3 separate regions of the Mus musculus genome follow, and regions 1 and 3 are each linked to region 2. Evidence: chromatin loops called from intact Hi-C (ENCODE). Cell type or tissue: left cerebral cortex. All regions are shown on one strand.

Evidence for each region. Hi-C counts contacts between places; a loop is a spot of excess contacts. Peaks named below come from ENCODE experiments on the same cell type or tissue, not always from the same donor. Only the 100,000 strongest peaks of a DNase experiment are listed, where the experiment ranks them.
Region 1: a loop joins it to region 2, with 2.6 times the contacts of the local background. A loop is called at or near these places in 2 of 42 quality-filtered maps.
Region 3: a loop joins it to region 2, with 2.6 times the contacts of the local background. A loop is called at or near these places in 4 of 42 quality-filtered maps.

What each region holds. Positions count from the first base shown.
Region 1 is chr7:124,124,642-124,132,641 of GRCm38, reverse strand. The region is part of intron 1 of Hs3st4 (heparan sulfate (glucosamine) 3-O-sulfotransferase 4); the gene reads right to left. Among named protein-coding and RNA genes, the nearest start is that of Gm25759, 18 kb to the left of the region's middle. In left cerebral cortex, a CTCF peak has its summit at 3,470 (motif pointing left); DNase peaks (open chromatin) are centred at 1,137, 3,466 and 7,452.
Region 2 is chr7:124,664,751-124,672,750 of GRCm38, reverse strand. The region is part of intron 1 of 3100003L05Rik (RIKEN cDNA 3100003L05 gene); the gene reads left to right. Among named protein-coding and RNA genes, the nearest start is that of 3100003L05Rik, 40 kb to the left of the region's middle. In left cerebral cortex, no CTCF peak of the experiment used is centred here; DNase peaks (open chromatin) are centred at 1,510, 2,070, 2,391, 3,014 and 2 more places; H3K27ac peaks cover 1,532 bases.
Region 3 is chr7:124,781,448-124,789,447 of GRCm38, reverse strand. No RefSeq gene overlaps it. Among named protein-coding and RNA genes, the nearest start is that of 3100003L05Rik, 77 kb to the right of the region's middle. In left cerebral cortex, CTCF peaks have their summits at 4,253 and 6,427 (motif pointing right); DNase peaks (open chromatin) are centred at 483, 793 and 6,425; H3K27ac peaks cover 1,277 bases.

The DNA.
Region 1 (8,000 bases), 540 kb after region 2:
TTGGCTTTCTTATGATGCACAAACCCAAAGAAAGCATCAGGATTAATCAGTTAATCTACTGAATACCTAAGATATCTACCTCAAGTCCTGGATTCTAGGAAGAAAAGTGAACACACAGTTTGCTTACTTCAGAAATATCACAGTCTTTCAGTAGAAAGAAAAAAAAAAGCACAGTATAGTGTGATCCTTCAGATAGTCTAAATCTATACAAGATATTATAAGATAAGAGATATGAAGAGCAGTGTTGATGGCCCTGGAACTTCCCCTGCTAAGTCTGGGCTGTGATGATGTGGAATGGACCTAATAAAGCTTGGCACGGGGGTAAGAGCTTTAAGTTGTATGAGTCTGGGTTGAAGTTTGGTCTTTTGCTATATTGTAAAATATTGGCCCCTAAGACCTGATTGCTCCCAAGGACTAGAGAATCTGCACATAGACCCAAGTGACACTATGTGACCTTGCCACCCCCCCCCCCCCCAGTTATCCCTGATTCGGGAATAAAGATGCCTACAGCCTATAGCTGAGCAGAATTGAGATAGGCAGGGTTTGAGGTTCCCTGGCTTGAGTACTGAGGAGAATCATGAGGAGAAAGAGAAGGCAAGAAGGAAGATGCCATGGGTTAGAGGAAAATCGTAAAGCATAGCCATGAGAACTGGCCAATTGAAGTTAAGAGCGGCCCAGATGGAACATGGTGAATTATAATTTGGGGTTATAGATTCTAATAGCTTAGAGGGTAGATATCTGCCCAGCTCTAGTGTTGATTAAGGCTTATTATAAGTTAAAAAAAAAAAAAGAAGCAGATTGAAGAAAGCCTCTGCTGTTTGAACGTATCAGTAATTGCCCAATATATTAACATAAGCTCAGATCTTTGCGTGTAAAATGCTTATATTCCTCAATACTGCAAGTACTTCGCTAAATCTACCAGAAATGGTCCACAGTGCCTTGTGTAATTTACAAATCTAAGCCAAGGCTTCCAGACTCCCTGAGGTGACCTTTTCTTCAACAAAAGGCAACCTCATCTGAGCCACTTCCCTGCACGGTGGAAAGAGCAGGCTCTGCAGCTGGACTTGCCATATGACGGAGAGTCCAAAATGTCAAGGAGCCATTGACTCTGGAGTCTGTGCCAATGCAGAGCAAATATGGGTTCTTGCCGCGGTGGAGCTGGGCTCAGCCCCAAAGTGCCAGATGGTTCTGAGTGCTCAAGAATAAAGCCATCTGCAGAGCAACGCCTTCTACGGCTGTTACAATTTGTACTGATTACTAGCCTTCATCAGAATGTCTTTAGGATGCTTACCCACCAGTAATCCTGTCCCCTTCGTCACAGCTCTGAATTGAGGACCACATTTTTGCTTATAAGAACAGGACAAGCATATTGAATAAATATTCCCCACGCCACCCACTGATGCATGTCTTAATCTATATTATTCCACCTACATAGGAAACTCATAGACTAGATGATGATTTAGACCCTGCTTGGAACACAAGAGGCTATATGACATTGACCCTAGTTTGGAATTTGGCTGAAGGATTAAACATTATGAGAATTAAATACAAAGTTTATTTGGCTAATTATGATTGCTGCTCCCCACCCCACCCCCCACTCAAATCCTACTTGACCACAAATGGCTCATGAACTGAATCCGGCACAAATTCAACCATGTACAAATATTTGGGTGCAGCTCGCAACCACAAAGGTTTCGTGTTATTTATTTAAGCCAAGCTGGGGAGATGAGTGACAGTTTACACTGGGTGCTACTCTTTATTGCATCAATGGTAGCCCTAGTAGGTTGATACATTATTTCTTTACAGCACTCAAAGCATTAATGTACTAATAAAATGAGTTAATGACCCATTTCAAAATGCCCTTTATGGAAAAAAACTTTTTTTCTATTCCAAAAAAAAACTGATATTACATTATTTTTACCATTATCATATGATAGAACCTGATAACATGAGAACCCTAGGCTGCTAGGAAGTTACATAGTGACCAACAATCTATTTGTTATTGCTTTAAAAACAAACAAAACAAAAACAAAACAAAACAAAAATCCTACAAACTGTCAAGATTCTAGCCTGATTCCACAGGTCCACACTGTGTGGATTACAACTGGCCTCTTTTTGAAATAGTCAGAGAGAATCTTGAGCCCACTGAAATTTCTACAGCAATAACCAAAGCTTTCTGCCAGATATGTGTAACAACTGGTTTCTCAAAAACCCTTTTCAGGACATTTGTGTCAGAGGAATTTAAAGGAAGGGAGGCAGGCACCTGACCTCTACAGTCTCTGTTACGTACCAGTGTGCTATCAGGCATGAGCAGATGGTCAAAGATGCCCTGCCATGTTGTAAGAGAAAAGAACTGAAAATAATGTGTAGGTTTGCATTGATCAGTGTGCATAGTGTTACTCAGCGGATCAATCTGAACCCACCGTGGGGTCACAGCACAGAGATGCTGTATGGTGGAACTGTTAATCAGACAGTCTCATCTCTGCCTGTACTTTCTGCTTTAAAACCATTAGTGTTGGTCTTTATGTAGGGGATTGAATCCGCCTTAAAAGAGTCCAGTGCAATTCCATCAAAGTAGATGCTTTCTGGCTTTTGTGGCCATACCCTTGCCTAGAAAATTAGATGTTCCCCCAGAAGGAGCATGTCAAAGGCAGGACAGCCTATCCAGACCCTCGTGTGGTTGACTAGACTCCCATTTAACACTTTATCACACAGTAAACACTGCAGGGCTGTATATGCTGGTCAGCAAGGCCCCTGAATTTGTATAAACACTGGAACGCAGCGCCATGCTTCAGAAACTGCTTCTTTGTAACAGAGGTAGAAGGACAGAGCTCACCGACTTACTGAAACTGCTGGCTGCCAGAGGGTGCAGGGTCGCTTGCCTTTGCCTGTTAATCTGTCCTCATGCCTAGCTGAGGAAGCACAGCAGATTCTCCTAAACGGATACAACTATTCAAAAATTCTTTTTTTAAAAAAATGGGGAGAGAATAGAGTAACAATCTCATTATTTGCCTCTGAGTGGCAATGTATGATTTCTCTGCCAGACAGAGGGTCACCTGTAGAAAGGGAAGAGGTTTTCTTTTGTGAGGTTTTATGTGATGCCCTGATCCTATCAGATATTTCTTCCCAAACAGCTATATTAATAATGAAGTGATCTGTTCCCTGCATTCTATAGTACATTAGGTCTGTTCTGAGAGGTTAATCTTTAAAGACTATTTAAAAGGATCAATACCAATGCAGATATAGACAGAAGCTGGATTTACATGTCTGATAGTTGGACTTCAGAGCCTTTTAATGCAGGCTATTCCTGCACTCTAGCTAGGCTTGAGAGCACAGTGCTTGCTGTTACCTGACACTTCAGAATGAGTGGGTTCCTCAACCTGCTAGATCCCCCAACCAAAGACTTAATTTCACAGTGCCAAGGCCAAGTCTTTCCTGTTTTATTTATGTAGAATAGTGACACCTAGTGGTTGGGACAGCAAATCCACGAAACAGAATTCTTTAGTGGCAACACCCACTCTTCCCTGGGATTAAAACAAAAAGAATCCCCTAAGGGGTTTGACCCTCTTCTTGGGCAAGCAATAAGGCACCCAATGATACATGCTGAAGAATAACCTCGCTGAGTTAGACTTCTCCAGATACCCTGGAAAAAAATGGAAAGCTAGAATCATGCCCAAGAAAGGGAGGATCCATGGGAACTATGGAAGGATGAACAGGTATTGGTGTTCTAAAAAAAGAAGTAGGAACCAGTGGGGCCACCACAGCTTCTAAGTAGTCAACTGAGGACATGTGAGGCTTGTCCAAAGACTGTGGATAAAACTGCATGCTGAGGATATTGTATCAATAATGAAGATGGAAAATGGGCTGCGAAGATGAATCACAATCAAACATTCCCTCCGCTCTGTCTTTAGGCTGTGGATCCTGAGAGCTGAAAACTATTATCCTTCCCTTCTGTTAGAGTCAGCTACATCTGTCTGACAAATGCCAGGTGCATAGTAAATGCTGAGTAAGAAGGGGAAAGGGAGGGAGGGAGGTAAGGAAGGAGGAAAGGAAAGAAGGGGCAAGGGAAAGATGGAAGGAGGGATGGAGAGAGAGAGGGGGAAGGAGGGAGGGCGGGAGAGGGAGAGAGAATATAAATCAGGGCAGATAAGTACGACTTCTGGGAAGACTAGGCTACATCAGATAAGAAATGCATTCCACTGAGCTAAGGCAGCTTTTAGCAAACTGGATGTAGGTAAACAGTGATGGTAACATAGTTGATAACCACCATTCAAAGTTATTCCTCCATTAGCACCATCATTTAGTGTGGAGACAAAACACAGAGAGGAGCTGCAGAATTGATGGTAACTCAGATTACCTGGCTCCAGAGTCCTGTTCCTTCCCACCCTGATATACATTGTAATAAAGGAGGTCAAGTTCAAGAGGACTCCATTGGATCAGAGAGGCAAATCAGGACCCTCCTACAGGGGTTCTGCTACACAGGGAGCCTGTAGTTAAAAGTCACATAGCATCTCAGATAGGTCCAGGAAGGCATGAAGCCCTTCCCCATCCTACTGACAATGGACTTTTATAAATTTAACATATATTATATGAGAAAGATCTCCCTCTGCTCATTTCTCTCTATTTTATGTCTACTAATATGACAAGTTTATTTTTACTAATTATCTTAATAATAAATATTTGTGGGATACAGAGTAAAGAATCAGATACATATAATTTGATAAATTAGGAACACTAACAATTTTGTGCATATACATTTAACTATCACGTTTACCCTGCAAATATTCATGATACTTATGGGATAACATAAACTGTACTTTTTAAGACAGGTTATTACTTTGTCATCCAGGCAACTTCACGTTGTTGATGGAGCCCAGGCTGATGAGAAATGTAGGACCCTCCTCCCACAGCTTTACAAATTCTGGGATTAAAAAAAAAGTGTGCCAGCATGCCTGGCTGAAAAATATGTTTTAAGGAGAAGAGGAAATTATAAATACTTCTAGGTCTTTTAAAGAACAAGATCCTATCATATCCTAAGAGGTCTTCAGCACTGTCTGATGTGTGGAACCAATTATTTCTTTTCTCATATTCTCTCAGCAACAACCATTTAAATCCAAGATCAAACACATGCCAGGGCAGGCCCTAAGCCTGGATGCAGGAGAGTCAGGATTTTTGTTTAGGTTTTGCCTTGTTGGTTTTTATTTGTATTTTTCTTGTTTGTTTATTTGTTTATTTGTTTGTTTGGGGTGGGTTTGGTTTTCTTTTAAGAGAGACAGACAGACAGACACACAGAGGGAGAGAGAGAGAGAGAGAGAGAGAGAGAGAGAGAGAGAGAGAGAGAGAGAGAGAGAGAATGTGAAGTCGGGTGTTAAGGAGGTGTGAAGGACCTGTGAGGAGCTGTAGAAGAGAAAAAATATGACCAAAATGTATTCTATGAAAAATTCTTAATTTTAAAAAAAATAGTAAAGAAATAATTTCCATCTAAGTCCGTAACACCAGCTTGGAATGCCTTCCTGGTGTCTTGATCTAAATAAGAGAGCAACAAATGCCAGGCACAGGCTCACATGTGGGGTTTGCACTGGTGTGTCATCTGAACATGACGGGAGAGGAAAGGGATCCAGTGAGCTTTTGTGACCCAACAATACTGTGAAAATAAAATATTTTTGCCTTCCCTAAATGAAGTCAGCTAAGAAGAAAACCAGATATCAAGTGCCATTCAAAAACTCCCCCAAACTACAGAGTGAAGAAACCTCCCATGATGGCCTGAATGGAAAACACTTGAGAAGAGTTAGGGAAAGAAGAGTCCTAAGCCAGAAAGTGAGCACTAGCCATTAGCTTCTATAAGGAATCCCTCATTCTTTCACTTCCTCAATTGATGATGATGATGAACAGCTGTTGTCCTAGGTAGGCCAACCATTGCTATACTAAAACACCCTGACCAAAACCTACTTGATCCATGGCATACTCCAAACCTGTTGTTAGTCAGGACAGGAACTCGACCAGGGAGGAAGCTGGAGGCAGGAATTGATGCAGAACTCATGAAGGAGTTCTGCTTACTGGCTTTCCCTTCATGGTTTGCTCAGTCTGCTTTCTTATAGCATCCAAGACCATCTCTTCCAGGAGGACACCTCCCACAGTGAGCTGAGCCCTGACACATCAATCAAGAAAATGTCCCATAGATCTGCCCACAGTCCAATGTGGTGGGGGCATTTTCTCAACTATGATTCCCTCTTTCCAAATGTCTCTAGTTTGTGTCAAGTTGAAAAAAAAAAAAAACAAACCAATCAGCACAGCTGTCTAACACATTAGAGACACCTAGAGTCTCCACGTCTCCTTAGTTATAAATGGTAGGGGCTTCTTTAATCTGAATTCCCCCTACATTGGTTATACCTGGCTATATTCCGGGTCTAGTGTAATTTAGCATTTACCGTCCATGGCACCTCTGGGCCTGGATCACCTCCTGAGTGATGCTCTTTTTCATTTCTATGCTGACAAACACACTGTTTCAACTGTCGTTTAAACAGCCAGTTCAAAGTCTACTGTTATTTTAACTCCATATTGTCAAACAGGTGGATTTATAAATGTGTTACCTGAAGGAAACGTTCCCCCAAATAGCAGAAGCATAGACTTTATTTATTTATAATTATTTGTTAGATTTGTACAAATGTTCCTGTTGCTAGAAAGCCTCTGGCTAAATACAAATTAAAACACTTTTGAATGTAGTGAAGACAGCAGTGGCGTCGTTTTAATTACCCATTGGGGGACGCCAGGCAGCAGCGATGTATTCATTTCCTTCTTTGCTTGTATAATGTGGCTGTCTGCTTAGGGATATGAACCTCCTGTCTGCTTGCTGATGACACAGACTGCCTGGCCACATAATCCATCTTTATGTGATTCCAGCACACAAGTGCACTGAGCACATGAGCAGAGGGCCAAAAAACAACAAAAGCTAAAGGGAACTTCCTTTGGTAATACTTTTGGAGACCTGGGACCCACTGTCCCTTCAGAGGGACACCTACTATTTTTGTATGAGAGAGCATGCTATTCTCTTTCCCTTTGAAGACTTCATGGGGAAGCGATTCTGGGTCTACATCCTGGACCACAACGCACCAGCTCTCTTTCTTCTTTTGACTGCTGTCTTCCCTACACATTAGAACCATGGATATAAACAAGGTCTTTAATGTCTCTCTTCCTCAGCTCCCCTCAGCTGTCACATGGGACCACTGTAGGATCACTGACGTGGGTACAAGATTCTTCTCACTGATGGGGACTCCGAGTATGGTGCTCAAAAATATGGTAGACAATTTGATTTTATCCATCAGTTACCGAGGAGTAGTAATACCACACTCTCTCACAGAGTTATTTTCAGGATAAAATGTGAGAGATGAGGCTTCAAATATATAGAGAATCCACAAATACCAAAGTGGGTTAGAACACCCCAGCTGTCCTCTAGCTTGTACAGAGAATTGGACTGATTCATACTGTAAGGTAATGTTTGCCCAGCTGTCCCTCTGGCAGGTGACGCTTAGCAAGCATGGGGAGTTTTGATGTTCAAACAAAGATAGGGGGAAAATGTTGCTCTGGAGGGGGGAAAAAAGCTTTGTTAAAAAATTAATGGATGATTATGAATTTTACATATGAAAGGATAATATAGTGGATCCAATATACCTGCCACTCAGCTGCTGAGGAGAGCAGGGCATATAAAATGCAGCAGGGAGGGAGGATCTCAGAGGAGTTGGAAGAGGGGGGAAAACATGATCAAAATACATCGCATGAAAAATGTAAATAAAATCTATTTAAAATAATAATAAACAAACCCCTGCTGATGGTAACAAAGCCTTTGGTGGCTCACCTCCTGACACAGTCCCTCCTCTCTCCTAGTTTCTCTACCTACACATTCAACTCTATACACTATACCACAAGTCACACATAGTATGTGTTTGTGACAGTTAGTCTTAATTGCCAACTTAACAGACTCTAGAAGCACCTGGAAGATGGGC
Region 2 (8,000 bases):
CCTCCCCTCCCCCTCCCCTCCGCTCCCCCTCCCTCTCCCTCTCCCTCTCTCTCCTTTCCCTTCCTAGCCAAACACTGAGCACCCTCTTTGCTAGCTGCTCTTGCCATGTTGTGCTGCCTCATCAAGAGCCAGTAATTGACAAGAGCACTTGGCCTTAGACTGAACTCAACTTGTAAATCAAACTAAATCTTTCATCTCTATATGGTTAATAGCTCAGGTAGTCACAGAAAGCTGGCTGGCCAAGCCCAGCTCCAATGTTGCCGAGATGCAGAGGAAGGATCACCTTTGCACACTCACTTTTCACAAGAGGAACAGTACGCTCCCACAGACATGTGATGCATGAGAGCCCTGGTAAGCACAGGTACAGGACACCCACTCGTGTTGGGTGTAGCCCCCTTGTCTTGTTCTTTCTTCCACTTCTGAGCAGCTTCTCCAAATTCCAGAATTGACCCATGAAGGTTCAGAGCTCAACTCTGTCCCTGAGAAGCTGACCACAGATTCTGATTCCCCAGCTGGGCCATGCGCAGGATGTCTTGGACTTCTGATTACGTAACATCCATGTGCTTCAGGTGTGATGCTGAAGCTGGTAGGACCCTGGATGCTGAGGGCATCAGTCCACTGATGGCTGTGGTTGACTAGCTGACATGGGCCCCAGAGCAGCAAAGCACCACAGAAACCTATAGAACACTGCAGGAATTAGGAACAGATGCCTGAAATAAAACCACATGCCAAAACCTCTCTCTGCTCTCAAGCACAGGATGAGTAGATAAAATCATTTCAATTAAATAAAAGCCATTCTGAGGCTCAAGCAAGAAAGGATGCGCCTTGGGAAATCTAGGGACAATAGTGACTCCCCGGGCTGAGCAGAGATCAGACCATCTGGGGCTGGGACTCTAATTCTCTCACAGAAAAGCTACTATCGGGAATATGGCCTCTAAGGATAGCAAGGAGGAGCAATGACAGGGGTGCCTGAATAAATTATAGAGCTAGGAAAAAGATGCTAGATCTGAGCCCTCTTCTCTCATAACTTGGTCAGTCTGCTTTCTATCCTTTCGATGGTGGCAAAGTACCAGGGGTAAACAGCTTATAGAGGGGGAAGATTACTGTGCTCCGTGGGTCCATGAGCTTCAACCTGCGGTCACGTGGGTCTATTTCTTTGGGCCTGTGGGCAGACAGAACATCGTAGTAGGGATTGTTGTTTAACTCAAGGAAGTTGGGAAGCAAAGGGGACAGAGGAGGAGGAGGAGGAGGAGGAGGAGGAGGAAGTTTCCAGTATTATCTCCAGTGACCTCATTTCTTTCCACTAGACCCATCCCTCAGAGTCTCAACATCCTGCTGTGGTACTGCAGTCTGGTGATCTAACTCTTAACACATTTCCCTGAGTGTTGACAAGAGGGGTCATTAAAGATATCTGAGTAAAATTTTTTGCCTTGGACTTACATGAGTCATAGCTGATTAATCTGAGTTTTTTCTCACTTCCCACACAGAATAGACTCTGAGCTGTCAACCTGCTGGGAGAGTGAAGAATTCTCTTACTTCAACCCCCAAAGCAGATGTTAGGAATCTCTCTCAAAACCTGGGCCTGTGGTAGACTCCTGAGAGGACAGATTCCTGCTGACTGTGAGCTTACAGCAAACTTGACAAAATAAGTTATTAAGTTATAAGTTATATTAAAATTATGCAAAAACTGAAGTAATTTACTACCACATTTACTCTCAGCAAATTAAAGAACCTCCAAGGGCTACAACCCAGCAAGAAGGAAATTGAATGCTAGTGCGGGGGTGGGGGGGTGGGGGGGGGTGATATTGAAGAAGCATCAAGGGACAAAGCAACAGGAGTGATGGTGGGGAAGAACTTAGAAAGCATGGCCCTTCAGCACACAAGTCAGCAACTGAACAGCAGCTCAAGGGAGCTCCTAACCGGACAGAAAGAATGTGCCACTGGCAGAGGGTGTAGCACCACCAAAAGCAGATGGGAACTCATCCAGATGCAGGAGACTGTTTTCCCGGTGATTTCCTTGCTCACCCTTGATGGATAGCTACCAATCTATGGAGCCAGAAGCTGAGTCAGGTTTTCCTCTTCAAAGTTCATTCATTCACAGCATCAAGGGAGCCATATGTCTGCACTGGAATAGATGTAAAACGAAAAGAAAACCTGGATTTCCTTCCCCTGTGTAGGTAGTATCCAGTGTCTGATCCTATTCTACCTGATAGACCTAGGAACATCTTCACAACTGACTCACGAAAGGATCTTGGGGATCCTTCATAGATCATGAAGAACTATTGTTCTATAGTCTCTCTCTCTCTCTCTCTCTCTCTCTCTCTCTCTCTCTCTCTCTCTCTCTCTCTTTTCCTTCACATCATCTACTGACCTAAGCAAGTCCACCTGGGTAGGATGCTGGGGCTGGAAAAGGGAGAAAAACCACATGATGTCAGCACTATCCCATGTGTTTGAATATGAGCCTGTTGGCAAATTACAGCCTGCCACTCTCAGATAAGTAAGGGAGATGGAAATGTCAATTTGAGCAGATTCTTTTTTTTTTAATTCTTCTCTTTTAAAAACTATAATCTAGAGAGGGGATGGTGTCTAGTATGTGAGTTTCAAATTCAACAGAGAAAGCCGGGTTTACCCAGGATTTTTGTCACAATAGCAAGAAGAATCAGAGTGCTAACTCTGTCCTTTCAGGGAGATGCCATGGAAATACCAGAGCTTCTGCAGACAGCCTCTTGGGATTAGAGAGAGGAGGGAATTAAGCAAGGCCAGTATGCCTTGATGCCTGAAGATGCTCTTAGGACAAAGAAGTACAAGTTTCAAACATGAGGGTGAGGGGTGTCAAGAAAATACATAGCAACTCATCTGTACAGTGGATTGTGGTGCTGTAAACTGTCTTTGAATCCCTTTGCGTCCTTTGATATTAAGACTTGAGGGAAAGCAATTTCTGTGCTTTAAGCTCCCCAAAGTGAAGAAACAAGATTATACTAACAGCTTCTAGCAAGCACAGCATCGGGCGGCGGTGCTGTTTATTTTCTGAACATGTTCCTTTCCCTGTGATGGGCTCCAGGCATGTGGAGTGAAATATAAATAGTAGAGGGAATGAAAGAAGAAGCAACATGCTGGGTTCTCTGACCCTTCTGGGTTCCGGTTTAAGACGAGGAAGGCTCTAGCCAGAGGGGGTGGTGCACTTGGGGACAGTGTTCATGCTTCAACACAGGTTCCTGTCCAGAGGGAGGCCACAAGGTTAGGGTGAAGTTCACAGAAGGGGATTATTAAAGGGATTTGGTGTGAGCTCCATTGGACACCCAGATAAAGGGCAGAGGAGATTTCAAACCATTTTGACATGTATTTCCCTCCACTCATCTACCTCTGGGCAGAGGCTTCCAAGCATCCTACCTTCCTGTTTCTTTTAAGCATTTTGACAGTCCAGAAGTGATTTGAGCTGGAATCTTTTGTCTTTCTTCCATTTGATGTAAGTGTTGTGTGAGGGTGTCTAAACAATAACAGCATAACAGCTCATATTTATTGAAGACTGGGGATTGGGGATTGGCGTACTTAAACCTCACAACAGTCTTGGAGGTAAATACTGACACTTCTCTAGTGCTGCTCTCTAGTGATGTTCACAAGCTCACCAAGAGGGAGAACAGAGACTCCAGAAATGCAGAGCTGGCTGGGGCTCCATCGGGTGGACCCTGAGCACCAAGCAGAAGGGATGGCGGCTGCAGCTCTTTATCACTAGGTTGAAAAGATGATCACAACACAAAGGAACCTCCTGGGAACACATGCTAGTGGAGTGGGAAGGGAGGTTACATTCCCAGGCAGCTCTAGCCTTTCTTCTCAGCAGCATCTGCTGTGGGAAAGAATGGCTGTTTCACCTGGGCAACCAGAAACTGGCAGAAAAATCAACCAAATTCCCCCTGTTAGTATAGTTTTGAACTTTTGGGGGAGTCAAGCAGAGAGAAAGAGTTCCAGGTACCCATATAGCCTACCACAAATGGATTTCTCTGTTACTACCGTCTTGCACAAGGGCACGTATTGTGATGGTTGCCGAAATCATTGTACATCATTATAAACTAAAGCCCTTAGATTATAGCAAGGTCTTTCTTTGCATTATACAATTCTATGATTATTTTGGACAAATGCTAAAAAACTGCATACATAACATCACGGTACAATTGTATAGAATAGTTCCCAGTACTCCAACATCATGGGATCCACTCTTAATCACTCCCCTCCTTCCCTCCGCCATCCTTTCACTGTCTCTGCAGCTTTGTCTTTTGTGGACTGTAATAGAATTGGAATAATACAGTATGCAGGCTTTTCACACTGACTTCTTTGGCTGAGCAAATGCTATTAAGTTTTCTCCCTGTCTTATCGTGGCTAGAGAGCGTGTTTCTTTTAAACCCTTGAATAATAGCCAACTGCATAGCTACGTTACAGATTATTCACCCAGCTATGGAAGAGAATCTTGCTTGCCTCCTAACCTCAGCTCATATAAATAAAGCTGCTATAAATGTGTCAGCACATTGTCACACGTAAGTTTTCAACTATTTTTGGTAAATGCCTAAGGGTACAACTGATATATCCTAGCAAGGCTATGTTTAGTGTTTTATCTAATTCACTAAGCTATCTTCTAAGGTGGCTTCCATACTCTCCATTCCCATCAACAAACCACAATCATTTTTCCTGCTATTCAACCGTGTCTGCATTTGAGCTTGTCTGTTATTTATTTATTTATTTATTTATTTATTTATGTTACTGTCTTAACTTCCAATTACTTAATGACAACAACACTCTGCACTATTTGTGGTTATTTTCTGTCAGTATATTATTTGGGAGAAGTGTCTGTCAAATTTACTTTATATTATTCGACACACAGGGTCTCCTCTATCCTAGGCTGACCTCAAACCTGCCACCCTGAAATACATGAGACCCTGCCTGGAAAATAAGATAAGCCCCAAGATAAGCTTGAACTTCGTATCTCCTGGGCTCCAAGTCCTAGGTGCAGGGATTATGGGGTGTGTGTCGCTTGCCTTGTTTATACATCTGGGCTTCATGTATGCTAGACATGGAAGCACTCTGCCAGCTGTGATGAATTCCCAGCTCTCTTTTTCTTATTTTAATTAGCAAAACGTTATGCTCTCTTGTTATTGAGCTCTTATTGGATTATTGGATTTAAGAGTTCTATGGGTATTTTCAATAAAAAAATACTTTATCAACTCACACATAATAAATATAGATTTGAAACCCCCGCCCCCAGTTCCCTCCTACCATCACCCTTCCTTCGCCTGAAGCCCTTCTTCTCTGCAAGCCCTGCCCCCTTCTCATGCCTTTTCTGTGTGGGACTAATTGAGTTTAATTAGTGTGGCTTCAGGAGCACGGGAGGGAGATTATTTACTGGAGCCAGGCTACTGAAGCATGGACTTCGTGTGGAAGGAAAAGGCTCTCCTCTCCCCAGGCACCATTAATTATCAATAGTCTCTCAGGGAGGGGCGGGGAAAACTAATCTTGTTTAAATAAAGCGTGCTTTGGTGTTAATTCTAAAACTTACTACAAAACGGGATGTCACCTGCGGTCTTTCAGCTGTCCACAGTTTACACTCAACATCTATTTTGAGCTAAATTTTGTGAAAAATTATTGCTCCTCCTCCCCCTCCCTACTCTTCTTCCTCCTATTTCTCACCATTCCTTTTCTTCTCTTCACCTCCTCCTCTCCCCCATGTCCCCTCCTCTTCCTCTTACTTCCCCTCCTCTTTCCCACCCTATCCTGTCTTCCTTCCCCATCCTTCTCATCTAGTTAAGATTCGTTAATTTAAAAAGAGAAAAGAGAGTCCAATCTCCCACAAACTTAACTTGCCTGTTCTTGTACCAAGACTGTGCCATTGGGATTGTTACAGTGTTGCAGTAGGCCATGAAGTCCTGCAGCCAGACTTCTGTCTCTGCACTTCTCCAGTGGGCTTCACCCGTGATCTCACTGTAAACAATGGAATCTGTGACATTGCCTTCCCATGTCAGTCGTAGATGCAGTGTCATCATTTACAGAAGAAACCAGGAAGGTTTTGAGTGTGATTGTATTGACCCTGTAGGAAGGTTTTGAGTGTGATTGTATTGACCCTGTAGGGCAAGTTGGAAAGAGCAGATATGCTCACAGACTTAACTATGCCTATTTGTGAATATGCATGATTTACTCTTTCATGCTCTTGTCCTTCTTTGATTTACTTAACAATTTTCTAGTTTTCCTCACACAGACTTTAATACATTATTTTATTACACAGATGCCTATAGGTTTGTTAGTCCTGATGCAAATAATAATTGTTTTCTTAATTTCACTTGCAGTTGTTCCTTTGTTGATATGTAGAGCAGAAATTGACATTGTACATTAATTTTATATCCTGTGACTTACTATATTTATTAGCTATGGATGTTTTTGCACATTTTAGCATTTTTTATACAGCCATGCAGTCTTCAAAGGCAGCTCTATTCTTCTTTCTAATTATGTCTAATTTTGTTTAACATTCTTGTGTTACAGCTTTAGCCACCTGCTTCAGCACAAAATGAGTAGAAAGGATGTGGAGACATGAGCGCTTTATTTCAGATTCTGAGATGAAGCCTCTCAATTCTCATCAGCAAATATGATGCCAGGCCTAGATTTCTCTAGACTTTTAAAATTTGGGTTGGAAAAGTTTCTATTATCCCTGTTTTCTGAGAGTTTAACATTATAAATAGATGTTGTATTTTGCCAATGCTTTTCTGGGTTGATTCGATCATCTCTGACTTTTGCTCCTCAACCTGTTGAATGATGGATTACAGTCATATATCCGGTATGTTGCAAAGGATATTTATGACTATACCAAGACTCAGATTTCGAGCTTACCTGAACATTATGAACTTAGTCTCTCTGGCTTGTCTGGCGAGCTGTCTCCTCAGCCCCATAGGATGATTTTTGTATCTTGTTGAATTCTGTTTCTGGTGTGTTTTTTTTTAATACTTATGCTTAGAGGCGATATTAGTATAGTTTTCCTTTCTTATGATGCCTTAAGAGTGTTTGCTGTAAGGACCCAGATATAGCTGTCTCTTGTGAGACTATGCCAGGGCCTAGCAAACACAGAAGTGGATGCTCACAGTCAGCTATTGGATGGATCACAGGGCCTCCAATGGAGGAGCTAGAGAAAGTACCCAAGGAGCTAAAGGGAACTGCAACCCTATATGTGGAACAACAATATGAACTAACCAGTAGCCCGGAGCTCTTGTCTCTAGCTGCATATGTATCAAAAAATGGCCTAGTCAGCCATCACTGGAAAGAGAGGCCCTTTGGACTTGCAAACTTTATTTGCCCCAGTACAGGGGAACGCCAGGGCCAAAAAGGGGGAGTGGGTGGGTAGGGGATTGGGGGGGTGGGTATGGGGGACTTTTGGGATAGCATTGGAAATGTAAACGAGGAAAATACCTAATAAAAAAAAAAGAAAAAAAAGAAATAATGACCATTAATCTTAAAACGACTTGTTCTACATTTGCAATTATAGGTTATTTTATTTAATAAAATATTATTTTAATATAAAAAAAGAGTGTTTGATGTTGAGGTCTTAAGTACTTCATAGAGGCAGTTCAGAATTGATAGCTGTTTTTCTATTAATATCTTCCAGAAGTCACTACAAAGGCATGGCATGATTTCTTCCTTGGGGGTTTGGTAGAATTCACTAGTGAAACCATCTCTATACAACCCCTTCATTTAAAGGAGAGTTATTGACAATGAATGTGATATTTTAATGGATATATGACTATTTAATTGATCAGTGTTTTGTGTAAACTTTGGTAGTTAGTATTTTTCAAGAAACTGATATTTTAAGCCTCTTAAAAATATCATCATTTAAACAAAACAATAAGGTAATGTAGAATTTATAATGCATGTAAGACTACAATAAATGACAAAAACACATTTTATTTCCTAAAATTTATATTTGATACTGTATGTTTTCTTCTGAACCCTGCTTTCACTGTATCCCAATG
Region 3 (8,000 bases), 120 kb before region 2:
GGTTATTTGGTCACAACAATGAGAGGAATAAGCAACACACCTAACAAGTGGTGGTCAGAAATAAACCCAGACCTGAAGAGATGCTTAGCATGATGTACAACCCCTAATAAATTGGCAGTGACTACTGGCTTTATTGGAGCCAAGAATTTACGAATCCCTGTTACCTACAATCAACTTGGCCCAGCTTCCTTTCCTAAACCATTACGATGGGGATAATCTCTAAAGAGCACAGATGGGTTGACATCTTCTCTATTAGCCATCTATCTTCAGGATGTCAAGAAATTGTTTATGCCATTCCTACTATTCATAGGTGAGACCAGAAATGTGGCTAAGGTCTTTGATGGATCACATACTGAGCTAAGGGAAGACTGCCATGGAACCTGGAGAGCAAAAGTTGGATAGAGAGACTGTGCTGAGGGGTTTATTGCTAAAGCTTAGTCATTGCCAGGGGTGTGGGGGTTGGTGCAGGGAAGCTCACGATGCAGAAATAGAAGCAGGAGCAGGAGCTGCAGGCAGGCGAGCAGATGGAAGTTATTTTTAAAAGGAGGCTGTATAAAGCCGTAGGTGGAGAAAGCTCTAGACACAGAGAGCCAGGGCTATAGGTTAGAATGTCCTAAAGAGAAACCTGTATTATCCTGACAAGGCTGAATTTTTTCTCAAACAACTTTCTACACCCTGGGTCCCCAGCATCAAAAATAAAGACATAATTTTAAGAGTCAACATGCAGTTTTCAGGTGGTGGACAGCTAAAACTGTCCCAAGCTGCTTTGAACAGAAAGGGAAGCCAATTGATGCATGTAGTTGGAAAGTATAAGCCAGACATGACTTCAGGCAGTGATGCATCTGGGTGCTAAAATGGTGTGATTGGTGGTATTTATGTTTTATTGTTTCCTCACTTATGGTCTCATTCTTGTGCAGATGTCCCTGTCCAGGTGTCCCAGTGGCAGCCAACACCTCTCCTGAGACACACCAACACAGCAGCTAAGCATTTATAAGCATGATTATTCATTCACTTATCTGGGTCTAGGTATCTACTTTCCTGAGATATTTATTGGCTTGAGTCTCCTCTCTATTGAAGATAACCAAGAATCAGTGTACCAGACCCACATGACTTCGACAGCCAATGCATGACTAGAACTTGTATATCATCCATAATGAGATACTTGGAAATCTTTCTTAGAGACAGAGATAGAATAATTGTCTTCCGTGGGTGAACCCAAAGTGACATTTACTGAACTGTTCAGAACCTGAATTAAAAAACACCCATTTTTCTTTGCATTTGGCCCACCTGTACAAGTTCCCCCAAGGCCTGTTTCACATACCTGCTGCTTTCTGAGGGGTTCCGAACTCCCTAACAACCTTTAGTTTCTTTCTTCCACCTTGCTCCCCTGAGGCGTGGGTCTACATTGGGCCCATGTGACTGATGCTCTTTAAGGCCAGTCTTGGATAGCATCAGTTTATTTTGGTAATTGATACTTAATGTGAGAGCAATGGACAGATGGATGGATGGCTTATGAAGACTCAACTGGAAGAAGTATTTGGGATTTACAAGACCTATTGAGGTGAGGGCAGTGCCAGAAGCACAGGCAAGTAGTTCTCAGAAATGTGCAGGACAGGCACAAGCACGTGAAGGTGGAGATGTTTCAGTTCCCAGGCCAGAGCCCCCTTTATCTTGGGATTTCCTTTACTCTCCCTAGAGATCCTGGTCAAAGCAGAGGGTTAAAAAACATGATGCTGGAAGTGTTTCCCAGCTCTGCCACTTCAGGGACAGACTCTATTCTGTGTTCATGATTTTTCTTTGCTGGAGAAACTTTGAGGAGCCCTTGGAGGTCAGCTTACCTCCTAGAATACCCATGCTTCTCTGTCTCCTTCTCCCAGGCAGCTGCCTGCTAACCCAAAATAGAAATGCTAAAGTATGGACCAGACTAATGGAGCCTGGAGCCTGATTCTGGCAGCTAAAGAAAAGTGGAAGACTCCAGAAGTTCACATGGCAGACAGACTCTGGCTCTGTGATGGGAAGACGGTAGCTCTCTGTGGCATCCAATGCCTGACACACAGCTTTTGTGCTGCCAACTCAGGCTTCTGGGAAACATGAGAGAAAGAAGGGAACAGTCCTGTAGAACAGATAGTCCATATAGAAAGTTTCCATGGAATGTCTTTATTTTCTTCGGAACAAGGCAGGGTGCAGTCATTTTCTGATAACACATCACATAGTACCTGCCATCCGTACATCATGAATAATCCCACTTGATCAGTTATCTTCTAAGAAGAGCACTGTCATGACCTCCCCAACCGCGGCACACTTATACACACACACCACACACACACACACACACACACACACACACACATTTCCAATGATGTGGTAAATGATTATACTGTGATCAGCTGACCTTGTCCTTGGTTTGAAAGCTGGTAGGTGGAACAGCATGACTTAAGTGGTTTTCCTAATGAGCATGGGATATGGTGAAATAAAAGATTTTGCTTTCAGGATCTCCCTAGCTGCATAACTCTGCAGAAGTCTTGCTTTCCTCATCTGTAAATGAAGCCAAAATAATAAGGTTGATTACCAAGTAAGACGGCACAGGTACATATCTATTATACAATCTAATTCTCTGCAGAGGCGGGACAGCCAAGAAGACATAGACTCTTAGCTCATAAGCAAATTATTTAAGCTCCATGAACCCAAGACTTGAAATTGGAGGTGGAAAATTTTTTACTAGATCATTTTATCTGTTAAATAACCAGTAATAATTGCTAGTTATTAAAAAAAATGTTGTGAGTATTGACTGAAAAGCCACCTGAAAACATTAAGCATGTCACATTCACAGATGCCAGGAAGGCTGCCTGCTGCTCTTCCCTCTTTGACAGCCTATTACCAGCCACATCTTCATTCACTGGGTCCAAACCATATGAGGCCCTGATCCAAACTCCCTTCTGTCAGATCCAGACCAGAAACAGATTAGAGTGAGCAGATTAGGGAAGGGACCCTCCTCGTGAGCACCAGTTGGGCATTAGCACAGTTAAAATCTAAAGTGAGAACTTCTGGTTTCTTTGGAAAGTCAGTCGTGTTGGATGATGATTTGCTGGGGCAAACACATGAAGGAGTGTTTTCCTGAAGCAGACACAGGTAAAAAGATGATTTGCTAAAACAACAACAAAAAAACCCACACGCATAAAAGGATGCGCAATAAAGGATTCTTCACTAACAATACACATGTATATTGGCTTGCCTCCCATCGTGTAGCTGAGCTCTGTTTGTTGTGACTCCATAGAGAGAAAGGCACTGAAACCCTTCTAATGGTGGTCTGGTGGCTTCTTGGTGCCGTAGACTCAGGCCAATTGGCAAAGTGACGGCAGCTAATAAAGACGCACATGAGGTTTTGCTAAGACAGACTCACATGCTGAGGCAAGACCCATGGAGGACACATGATGTTTGGCGGGAGTATAAATAGAACTCAACAGACAATGACAGGGGATTGCATAGCTCGCTTTACAATGCTTCTTGGTCTGGAGTTTTCCCTGATCTTCACTTTGTTAAGAGAGGCATGTCGACGAACTTCTGACCTAATCGCTCCTGCTGACTCATGCCAATTTAGCTGAGGCCTGGCTGTTTCTGCTAGGTAATGCCACTACTACTGATTCGTGTTTACTATCCCAACACCACTAAACTGGACTGCCGATATATTCATAAAGTCTTTGTGAATGGATCAAGCTGCTGTTGCTAAGTGCTGTGATCTGAACTGCGGACAACGCAGGTGGGAGTTGCTCCAAAGACCCATTTCTAAACAGATCTACTTCCCTGTATCCTAATAACGTTTACTTTCTACTTCTGTTGGGGAATGGGCTAAAAGAGAGGTTAAAACATTTATAGAAAATGTTATAAAAATTGGGGTTTAAAAAGTTTAAACTACAAAAATCTGTTTAATTTTTTCTTGGTGTTCTTAGTGTTCCTTCAGTGCATACTACAAGGATTACTGCTTCCTTTTAGCAAATAAGCAAAGCTGTTAGGGGTGGGGAAGTTGGCTCTCCTCCTCACTCCAAGCGAAGGAACTCTCAGTTCCATGATCAGCTGAAGCACTCCCTGCCAGCAGCAGCCATTGCGGTCACTTTGTGGATAATATAAGATTAAACAAAGATTGTGGCTTAACACCCTGGCTCCTGAAGACAGTTTTCAGCAGCCTCTTCTCCATTAGAAGAAGCCTCTAAGAAATCTAGATGGTTCTAGAATTATTTCTACTTTGGCCACAGGGGGCGCACTATCCCCATTAAAGGGGTTGCTGAGATTGGGGCTGGAAAACTAGGCTGGGACTAGTCCCTAGTATAAATGTCAGACACCATGACTGAAGCTAAAAGGTTAAGATGTGGTTGGTCTGTTAGTTAGTTCTTGTTGTTGTTGTTTTGTCAATTTGACACAAACTTCTCATCTGAGAAGAAGGAATTTCAAGTTAGGAAATGTCTCTGTCAAATTGGCCTGTACATAGTTCTGTAGGACATTTTTCTGATTAATGGTTGATGTGGGAGGGTCTATTCAACTGAATAGAGTGCCACTGCTGGGCAGGTGACTCTGGGTTATATCAAAAACTAGGCTGAGCAAGTCTTAGGGAGCAAGCCAGTAAGCAGCACTCCATGGCCTCTGCTTCAGTTCCTGCCTCTGGGTTCCTGCCTTGAGTTCCTGCCCCAACCTCTCTTCGTGATGGACCATACATTTTAAGTCTTAGTAAATTCTTTCTTATGCAAGCTGCTTTTTTGCCGTGTTTATCACAGCAAGAGAAAACAAAGTAAGACAGTAGTCCAAACAAATGGCTATGATTGATCAAAACAAATGGCTGTGGTTAGTCAAGATACCCCTCCTCCTTGTCATAGAATCAGGATTCTTAGGCGTACTGTCCTAGTTTCATCTCTGTCTCTGTGATAAGGTATCCCAACAAAAATCAACTAAGAGGAGAGGGTGGTTTATTTCAGTGTGCAATTGCAAATCACAGTCCGTCACTGTGGGGAAGTCAAAGCAGGAACTTCAAGCAGGTAGTCACATCACATCCATAGTCATGAGCAGAGAAAATGAACGTGTGCATGCTTACTTGTCTGCCTCCTATGTTCATCACTTTTTCCCCACAGTTGCACAGTTTGACAACCCCCATTGGTAGGGAATTATGCCACCCACAATGGGCTGGACATTTCCTCATCGATTTAAGACAGTCCACCATAGACATGGCTGCAGATCAACCCAATCTAGATAATGTTTCATTGATACTATTTTGCTGGGTCATTCTGGGTTGTGTCAAGTTGACAATTAAAAGTAGTTGTTATGTTCACTCAGATTTTCAGCTAGAAGACTCTTCCTCTGTTGCTAGAACATTAAGCCCAATAAAAATATCTTCAGGAGTAGTTGTTTCTTGCCTGCTTTTCAGGAGTGCAATCAGAGACAATAGAGAGACAATAGAGACAATAGAGAGAGGTTAGGCCAGCAGTGAGAAGCTGGTTAACTGGCTGAAGCAAACAGCTGGATTACTACTCAGTGGTTACCAGGAGAGGAAGAAGGGATGAGAAGTAGAGAAAGAAATGACTACAGGAGGGTAGAGGCCTATAGGGACCCAGAGAATAAACCTGTAGGTTCTGGCCACCGGAAGAGAACCAGAGAGCTGTAAGGTATTGAGGCCAAGAGGTTTAGTCCCAGGCTGAGAGCTGTAGTACTGGCCATTGCCAAGGACTAGGGCTCTGGTACCCATGGTCTGCGTGAGGAATGTAACTTGTATATGACTAAGGGCCTGCTTCCCGAGGACTGCTTAGGTACTTTGGCAATAGGGAGTGCTGCCAGTTGCTGCTTACTTCTGTCTACAGGTGCTGTAACTCTGAGGGAAAGGAAGGCACCAGAGAGCCATTTGAATGGTTTCCCCTCAGCTACCCACGATTTCTATCTAGGTAGAGCCCAAGAAACCCAGGCAACTGACTTGTGATGAGGTGACAAGAATGCTTTGAAAGTACCCAGAGAGGTGCTGATAGGTTCAGACTAGGAAAAGGGCAAACATAAACGAAATGAGGTCATTGCTAAAGTGGGGACCTCAAGAGATGCTCGGTATGGTTAAGAGCCCCTCGTTACTCATTCAGAGGACCTGAGCTTGGTTCCCAGCGTATACGTGGAGGCCCACAATCACATCTAACTCCAGTTCTTGAGGATATGTCACCCTCTTCTGGCCTCCCTGGGCATGAGACATGCACATGGTACACATACAAACATATGGAGGCAAACACTTCTACAGATAAAATAAATTATTGTTTCGGAGTTAGGAGTTGCTTACAACAAGGAAAAGTTGAGTTGAAAGACCTGAGACAGTGTGTCTCGTTTTTGTCACTCTGAGATCATGTATTAAGGAGTTCTGGCCAAGGCCATTGTGATGGCCTGCAGAGGTGGGATGCGATTTCATTACATACCAGCAGGTGTCGATATTGTCTATCTTGATAAGCACACCCATGCCATGATGATGGATCTTAAAAAAAAAAAAAAAGATTTTAATTGCACACTCTTGCACTCTTGTAAGTCAATACATCTTCATACTCTCCCACTAAGACTGTTACATATGAGAATAGACAGTGTTCTAGGTTTCTCATGAGTGCTTAAAACCTGGTTATTACATTAGTGATTTAGGAACAAAACATCTCTGAATTCTAAGCCTTGGCTGTGGAGAGTGAGCTTTACAGCATCTATCCAAGAGAAAAGAGGAGAGAGCAGGAGGAGAGGGTGGGAGAAGGACAACACAAAGAAACTTCACAGCAGCCAATTGATTTATCAGAACCTTAAGCCATGGCTGGAGCATCTGGGTTCAAACATTAAAGCCCGACTGTAAGCCCAGCTCTGTGAGCAGCCTGTTTGCTGTAGCATATACACAGTAAAAGTAAAATTGGGGAGTATGAAATAATCCATGGTACCCACCAAACAAATGGTCTAGTGCGCAATTCAATCTTAGTAAATATGAGCTATTACACTTATAAACAAACAGACTAGTTTTGCAAGTAGAATGCTCAGAAGAACCTAGTCACCAGAAATGTTTGTTTTGCTTTTCTGCTCACTTTGGTGCTCTTGAGCATTGTGGAGACGGTGCCAACTACTTAGGAAGTAATTGTTTAATGAAGGAAAAATAATGGGTCAAAGTAACCTTTGGGAAATGCTAATATAAACATGAAGAGATGATACCACGCAGTAACACTTGTCACCCCCTTCAGGATGCAGGAACATGTGTTGCTCAGAACGCCTCTGCAGGACAAGGAGCCATACTTTTTTCATGTCTCTCATAGAATGTGAACAGAAGGAAATGTGTAACTTATCACTGGGGCCTTCAAAATAAGCTATGGAGAAAGAGGATAACAGGTGTAAGCCAAACACTGCCTCTCCCAGCAGACTTTGAGAATGCTAAAGCCAGCAAGAAAACACCGAAGTCACAGTGGGGCTGGCAATATAGATCCATGGGTGAGAGCACATGCCACAGATGGATGAAGACCTGATTTCAAATCCATAGCACTCATGTAACAAAGAGGGGTGCGTGTGTATTTGTCTGTACTGGGGACAGAGTCGGGGGATTCCTAGGGCTTGCTGGCTGCCAGCCTAGACCTCATCCCACCTTAATACAATAGAATGATGAAGTGCTAAAAGAGACCCTAAGCTCTCTGACCTCTGAGTACATGGATGTATAACACGTGTGCGCACGCACATACACACACTTCACATATGCACAATGCCAAACATATGCATACATGTGCACACATACCATACACACATATACATCACAAACACACACACAAACACACACTGTAACATGCTAGCACTCAGACACACACACATCACACATACACACATGCAGGCACACACATAATGAATATATACACCACACACATGCACACACATGCATGCATGCAAGCATGCACATGCATGCATACACATACATCTTTTAATGAGGTTTTTGACATATTCTTTGTAGTGTCTTTTATAAATAAACATTCCTTTGA